2 separate regions of the Homo sapiens genome follow, and region 1 is linked to region 2. The links are chromatin loops, found by intact Hi-C in ENCODE. Cell type or tissue: psoas muscle. All regions are shown on one strand. Region 1 overlaps ENOX2 (ecto-NOX disulfide-thiol exchanger 2). Region 2 overlaps ENOX2 (ecto-NOX disulfide-thiol exchanger 2).

Evidence for each region. Hi-C counts contacts between places; a loop is a spot of excess contacts. Peaks named below come from ENCODE experiments on the same cell type or tissue, not always from the same donor. Only the 100,000 strongest peaks of a DNase experiment are listed, where the experiment ranks them.
Region 1: it touches region 2 in a loop (2.4-fold over the local background); 1 of 110 quality-filtered maps calls a loop at or near these places.

What each region holds. Positions count from the first base shown.
Region 1 is chrX:130,702,950-130,706,949 of GRCh38, reverse strand. ENOX2 (ecto-NOX disulfide-thiol exchanger 2) reads left to right here. Exons shown (of 15, transcript NM_006375.4): 4 at 3,696-3,830. The coding sequence starts at 3,734. Among named protein-coding and RNA genes, the nearest start is that of ENOX2-AS1, 98 kb to the left of the region's middle. In psoas muscle, no CTCF peak of the experiment used is centred here; no DNase peak of the experiment used is centred here; H3K27ac peaks cover 2,634 bases.
Region 2 is chrX:130,882,715-130,886,714 of GRCh38, reverse strand. All of the region lies in intron 2 of ENOX2 (ecto-NOX disulfide-thiol exchanger 2), which reads left to right. Among named protein-coding and RNA genes, the nearest start is that of ENOX2, 18 kb to the left of the region's middle. In psoas muscle, no CTCF peak of the experiment used is centred here; no DNase peak of the experiment used is centred here.

The DNA.
Region 1 (4,000 bases), 180 kb after region 2:
TGAAAGCAAAATTTTGCAAGCTTTTATGTATGATTATGCCGATATGGGAAAAAGATCATAGCTAATGAGATCAAACTGAGTTATTAGTTGGGCATATATCCCTGGTTGTAACTAAGCAAATTTCTACAAGTATTCAGCTGTCCTAGAGAAAGAATTGGCTTAGCAATAATGCCACCTCTTTAAGACAATTTGTCATTCTGAAAAGGTATACAAATAATCAATGGGTGTCATTGTATAGACTGCTTATTGTGCCCAAAATCAATGTAAATTAATTTTCTTTATTAATTTAAATATTTCTTGAATACCTACTTTATACTAGACACTAAACTAAGAAATAAGGAAAGAAAATGCCTCAAACCCAGTACCTGACCTAAAAGAGGCATGCAGGCCAGCAGAAGGGAGACATGTACACAATAACAATAATCCAAGGCAGTCGGTGGTAAATGCTTGGTGCTTCTTGCTTTTTAGAATGCTCTTCTTACCCCAATCTTCCATTCACTACCTGGAAGAAAATCCTATCCCTCCTTAAAGACTTACTTCAAATGATTCTTTCCCAATGAAGGCTTCCCTGGCATTCCTCCTCCACCCCACAACCAGAAACACGTATACCCAAACCCATTGCAGCAGCTTTAATTACTCCTCTGTGTTCCCAGAGCACTCCACTCATGGTTTAATTACAGTACTTATTATAATAATTTACATTGGATTGTTTATTGTTTTTGAATTCTTCCAGAGCAGTAAATGAGTTTTGTTCATCTCTGTGTTCGTAGTTACTAGCAAAACAGCATGGCATATAGTAAGACTCAAAAAAGTTTAGTTTGCAAGGAATGAGTGAGAGAATGAGCAAACATGTGAAAATCAAATTCTAGATAAAATGTTATGAGAACACATCAGAAGAAGTAATTAATTCCAATGAGGTGGTTTTGTTATAGGACTTTTTCCTTAGTTCAGCAAAGAACCAGGTTCTTGTCACACGGCCATGAGAGATTAGGCTTGCAGACACTTTGAAGGGTGAGAAAAATGGAATGTATTGGAGAAAAAGGGGTAAAAAAGGGAAACGGGGACCCTCTGCAAGGCCAGAGTCCTGCTGGTGTGCTTCCCGCCTCATAGATTGAATCCCAGGTTCCACCCAGGAAGAGGAGGGGCCAGGCTCCTTCCCACTGCAAACACATGAACTTCCAAGGCTCCACCCCAGGGTGCAGGTCAGTGGGAGGCTCTGCCAGGGAGCCCTTCCCACCTGGCCATTTCAGTTTCATAAACAAGGTAGCATTTGAGGTGACCCTTCAAAAATGAGTGGGATTTTGACAGGTGGAGATGGGTGTTAGGGGAGGGAAGGGAGATAAGAAGGACATTTAAAGCAAAACTTCCTAAGAATTTAAGAACCACTTTCATTGAGATGAAATAATGTTGTTAATCACACATGTTCCTTATCTGTTCCTGTAAACAAGCATACCAGGAACTCTACTTACTAACATGTTAACAAGCATTGTGAATTACTATACATTTTGAAAATAACAATACTGTGTTTTCCTTCAAAATTGTAATTGAGATCATTGTCTTCCCCCAAACACTTATCCCGCCCCTAATTAGTCCAGAGTTTGGCTAGGTTAATATATTATAAATTCTCATTCTTTGACCTCAAAATCCTTTACTGAGAAGTGTTCCTGTTTGTTTGTTTGTTTGTTTTAATATTTCTCATGACTGCAGAACCAATGAGTAGCCAAACTGTTGTAAGAAATTATTTTTGGCATTGGGTCCCAGTCCTTCTAAACCTACCAGTTTCTTCTGGGACTGATTCTCCAGCAACCAGAGAAAATCAGAGTGTAGACTCAATAATCTCTAAAGGTATCTTTCAGCTGTAACATTCTCTAAAAACTTACCTCCCCTAGCTGGGGGCTTGGAAGTCCAAGTAGACTAATTATCACTATGTAAACTCTCAACCCAAAGGATATTCAGCATCCCATATTTGTTTTCTTGATAATATTTGCAAGGAGGCTATTTCTAGCCTTTGGATATGCCTTTGTGAGAGAACACTGAAAGCTGGATATAACTACTAAAGTTCCTACAGATGGAGAAATCACTCTGTAGGAGTAATCACTCTGAAATGTGACTTCTGACTGTAATTAATGAACACTTAGTGCCATCAATCACTGTGTGTGTGTGAAGGAGGGATTAAGGGGGAAGAGGCAAAGGCAGCACAGAAAAATGACAAAAACTAATATTTCAGAAATAATGTTTTTAGACATTTACATTTGCTTGTTCTGACCAATCAGTGACCAAAATAGCACATGTATACATAACCCTGGCAAGAGTCAGCCCTGATGTTGCCTTGGACTTTAGCAAGCTACTATTAGAACAGAGTTGCCTTCATGGGTTGTAATTGGCAGAAGTGTGTACTGGGAGGTAGGAAAAAAGCCATAGAAAGATTTTTCTATGGCTATCAGTAGTCAGAGGAAAATTTCCCAAAACGAAAGTCTGTTTGTGCTCAGATGACTCATGACTATATCTCTCCCAACACTGTGTACATGTACGTGCTTATAAAACCCGTTTCAATGTTTTTGCTTATATCATTCCTGCTCCTGGGATGTCTGGCCCCTCTACTTTACCTATCTAATAACTGCTCATCACTCATGACATGCTCTATATAAATCTGGTCCATTCTTTCAAGTCCTATTTTCTCCATGAAGTATTTCCTGCTTACTCAGGCCACAGTAGCTCTGCATACCATAAACTACAGTAACATTTCTGATCTATACCATTTGAGTCTTTCATTGTTTCCTAGTTGTTTAACTGGAGATAGTAAAGCATAGTGGCTAAAAATTATACATTCTGTATGACCTTGGACAATATATTTGACCTTTCGAAACTTCTCTTAAATGTCTCTAAAACTTCTATTAAATGGAGATATAAATAGTCCCTACCTCATAGGGCTGTTCTGAAAGTTAAATGAGAATGATGCATGCCAAGTGATTTACCTGGCATACAGTAAGTGTTCAACAGAGGTAGTAGTGGGTGGAGGTGGTGATAACAGTGATAATGGTAATAATTATCACCATCATCATCAGTCTCTTCAATTTTATTGTACAACCTTTGAGGGCAGGGACTGTGTCTCTAGTCTGCTTTTTCTCATTGTTCCCCTAACCCCCAAAATTGTCATTCAGCTAATTTGATGTCTGCTGATTGTGTGTCCAGCTCTATTCAATAGTACTGCTTCAAAGATATGAAATTACATCAGGAGTATAATTTTCATCTTTTATTGCCAACTACAGAAGCCCTAGGATGTTTTTTCTTGCTTTACATGCATAAGTAGTTTGGATGGAAGCTGCTGAAGTAATCATATGCTAGTAGACTGTGAGAAGAATAGAAAACTTCTTAATCATTCCAAGCTCCTCTGTTGTGTATGCTTGAAAAAAGAGAGAGAGAGAGAGAGAGAGAGAAGGAAGAAAGGGAGAGAAGGAAGGAAACACTTATACTAAAATGCCATCTGGTAAATTACTTTCAAATTCCATGACTTCCTGCCAGTTCAAGCTGTGTTGTTTTAACCCTTATAAGAAAGCTGGCATTGAGGCCTTATCCACCACTTGTCCATTTCTCCAGCCATTTCTATAAACAGTTTGCCAGAATTTATGTTTATAAGTAAACTAGTTGCTAGAACCTTAACACAACAAATTATTTTGCTTGTCATTTCTTTTCAGCCGATAACAGTAGAACTCTGAACGTGGATTCCACTGCAATGACACTACCTATGTCTGATCCAACTGCATGGGCCACAGCAATGAATAATCTTGGAATGGCACCGCTGGGAATTGCCGGACAACCAATTTTACCTGGTATGTTATTTTTAATCACCTCGCAAGTGCTTATTTTTATTGACCATGTGGTTATAAATATAGCAGTATGACACAACTTATTTTGAAGTTGACATTTACCAGATTCTGCCTAGAGTGTGCATTTTTGTAATATGAGCTTTATAGTCTGGGTGGCCAGTAGTTACTAGTAT
Region 2 (4,000 bases):
TACTGAACTCAGGTTGATGAACATTATATATTATTGTTGTTTGTTTATTCTCCTGACAGAAAAAAAAAAGTGCTGGAAACAGCAAAGCTACAAATACGAGCCCCAAACCATCTGTATTGTAAAATATCCTTGGATCAAAAGTGTTTCTTAAGTATTCTCTTAAGCTTTCAGAAACATAATGGTCCATAATAATGAAGAAGATTCTGATCAGGTATGGGCGAATGTTTTTTGAAAGGCTTCTTACACAGCAGTTAGACAGAAAGGTCCCTTGCAAATGAAAAACCCTGAGAAAGTTTCACTTTCTTGCTTCACAGAACAGAAGCTTAGTTCCTACAACCACGTTGTTTTGATAAGTTTGAATATCATTTGTTGTCAAGGACTTTCATCTCCATTGTTGCTTTATTATTCTTAAAATATTATGCTCCTACGCTTAACAGCTAAAAGATCATGTTCTATTTTGATGCGTGGTTTGACAGTTGATTTCGCTCCTCATTAATTGGACAGCATGCAGATGATGTGGAGAAGTGAGTGAGTGACAATATTTCAAGGTTACGTTGAAGAGCATACAGTGAACCTTAGTGCCTGGACCAACAGCTGCTGAATTGAATTGTCTGCAATTAAAGCAACAGCAGGTTTGTGTAGTCTCCCTGCAGCCCATTTATTTGAATTTATAGCTTCAGTTTCTTCTTTGAGTATTGGTTGGTTGGTTCTGCTAAGTGTTGGAAAGTTGTGCTTGCTGGATGTTTTCTCTGTATTCCAATGCATGCTTGACTCTAGAAGAGCCTTCTGTGTACATTTTAATGTGAGAAGTTGTTGAGGCTTTTTTCTTACGGTTAAAACCAGAGATTGTCTTATTTTCTCCACTATAAAATTAAATAGATTTACATGGAAAATATTGCTTTGTTGAATAAATAGAGATTTCTCATGGACCAGTGTTACTGGTTTAAGTTTCTGGCAATGAAAAATGCTGGACTTTGTTATGCTACTGGAATTACTATATCTGGGAAGAACTTCTCTCTGCTAATAAAAATGTTTACATTTTAAAAACGACATTATCTCCTTGCCAGCTCTCAATTCCACAGTGACCTAATGAATAATTTCAAATCTAACTAGGTGGCTTTTATGACTGTATTTTATTTGTATGCTAATAGTGAATACATGTTTAATTCCTTAATGGTTTTACTCTATTAAAAATTACAATATTAGTGTAGTTGTTGGTTACTGAATGATAGTGGATGTGGTATAAAACATTTAGACAGTGATTTAATATATACTTTCTTAGTTCATTCTCAGTAAGTGTGAGGTCAGTGATATGATCTCCATTTTATAGGTAAGAAAACTGAGACTCAGGATGAGTAACTGGCCTGAGGTCTCCATCTAAGTGCAGCCTAAACTTACAGGTTACATTATCTGATTAAAGAATCTGTGCTTTTTCCTCCCTGATATCAGGCTGCCTCTCGGTTGATGGGTGCCAGGTAAATGTGACTTATGCTACTAGAGAAGGAGGATAAATTTGGTCATTTACTGAAAAATGTATTCTTGGATAGGACGCTAGAGATGTTTTCAAAACTATTTTTAGTCTAGCATTTATTTGAATATGTGTGTGATTTCAAGATTAATTTTACAGATGTGTAAGAAACACTAGTGTTTTGATTAATGTGTACATCAATATGAATGAAAGTAGAGCTTTGTGAAATTTTGGGGAAGCAAAATGTTGTCTATTCCAAAAGGTTAGTATGGAGTATTTTCTCTTCTAAAAAGCTAGTTTGTTTGTACTGTTGTACTGGATGAACTTATAAGATTGTTTCCATGAAAGTATATGTATTTTAAGATATACTGGCTATGAATGTGAAGTGCTATATGTTTTTGAAATTTGAGTATTTTGTCCAGATCAGCAGAAAAAATATACAGCTAATTCAGGTTCACACTTTTCTTTCTTTCTGTCTGTCTCTGTCTCTGTGTCTCTCTTTCTCTCTCTCTCTCTCTCTCTCATAGATCAGCATTCTTATCTTTTAAAATTTCCAAATGGTTTCTCAATTTTAAATTAATTAGTTTTAAGGGAAAAAATGCTTTTTGTCCCACTGAAGAAAGGAATACTATTTAAAGCCACATTATCAATTCATCAAATGAACCCAACTACTTGAATGGCTCATACAAGCTCTCTGGTAAAACTTTCTTTAGGACCCCTTCAGTAAACATTCTTGAAGGGGCCATTTTTATATCTGAATTTATTAGAGACTGTCCCGTGTACTAGATTAATGACTCGATGTTCACGCCATAGACAACTCTTCTTCAGCATTTGACAATGAACATTTGAGAATGTTGATAAGAAAATGGGCCAGAGATAGAGCAAGTATTGTTATAATCTGTTTATGAGACTTTAAGATGGTAATGAATATATTATCTCAGATACCATGTAATTGGAATTTACCCTTATCTAAGATGGTATCTTTATATTTTAACATGTCTTAAAGTAAATCTGTCCTCATATTATTTCCTTCTGGCAAAAAAGAAAGGAGGATGATATGAAGCCCTTTTATCATTCTTTAGACTTAAATGAATTTGACACTTAAAAAATACAGGTGGGAACTTCGGGGAACAGATCAGGATTAGAGGAAGGAGAACTGGGCAAACTAGGCATGAAATTGGAAGTTCCATATTAAACTTGGTTTCAGGTGGCAAATGTCCTACGTAGTTGGAAGCTCTGGCTAACATCCCTCACTGTGTTCCTTTTTCTAGGAATAGGCACTCTGAATATAAATGAAAAAGAATTTATTGGGGCTTTTAAAGAAATTGACATTTTCTTATTGGCTAAAGAAAAAGTCTTTCATCTACAAAATAGTTACTTTTTCCTTGTCTTGTTTGAGGCCAAGAAAAATTCAAGAGGGAGATTTGTAGGTTCTGGTTGTTCAGGGAGCTGAAGTTGAGTCGTCTGATGGATTTTCCTCTTTGGTACACCTATGAGCGTGTTTTAGAGGAGTGAAGGGCAGGTCTCATGGACGGGAATATAAAGGTTAGTATACACCAGTCCGTGGTGTGCTGGAGCCAGCTTGCACTAGCTTATTTAAGGGGATCACCAAGAATATTAACAAATTCGAAAATTTATTCATATTTGCCTTTTTCCAAAAAGGACTTAATATGCTTATTATGAATAATACAATAATTAAGGCATGCTATTTATGTAGGATAGTATACTGCAAATGGGGCTGCTAAACTATACTGATTGACATTATTGAGCATAGTACAGTTGAGTGTGTGTCTCCCCAGCCATATATAAACACAATAATAAGAATAGCTAACATTTGGCCAGGCACAGTGGCTCACGCCTGTAATCCCAGCACTTTGGGAGGCCGAGGGGGGTGGATCACTTGAGGTCAGGAGTTCGAGTCCAGCGTGGCCAACGTGGCAAAACCCTGTCTCTACTAAAAATATAAAAATTAGCCGGGCATGGTGGTGGGTTCCTGTAATCTCAGCTACGTGGGAGCCTGCAGCAGGAGAATCGCTTGAACTCGGGAGGCAGAGGTTACAGTGAGCTGAGACCATGCCATTGCACTCCATCCTGGGCAACAAGAGCAAAACTCTATCTCAGAAAAAAACAAAACAAAACAAAACAAAAAACAAACTAACATTTATTGAAAGCTTGCTCTGTGCCAGATCATGTTATAAATACCTTATATGTATGAACTCATCAACGCTCACAGCAATGCCATAAGGTAGACAGTAGTATTTCCATTTTCAGGTTAGAAAAACAGATACAGAGTTTAAGTATCCAGCCTACCACGTCACACAATTACTAAGTAGCAAGAATCAATATTGGATGGCAAGTTTGTCTTCAGAGCCAATGCTCTTAACCACTGTGGAGTATGCTGTATGTCTTTAGGGGTTCTTTATTAAAGAAACTGTTTGCCCACCTGTGTGCTACCCGGAGCAGATATCCCATTGTTCATGACTTCAAAAGACCTAGACAGTGTAGAGCTGTCTGCTGACCAGACTATTAAAA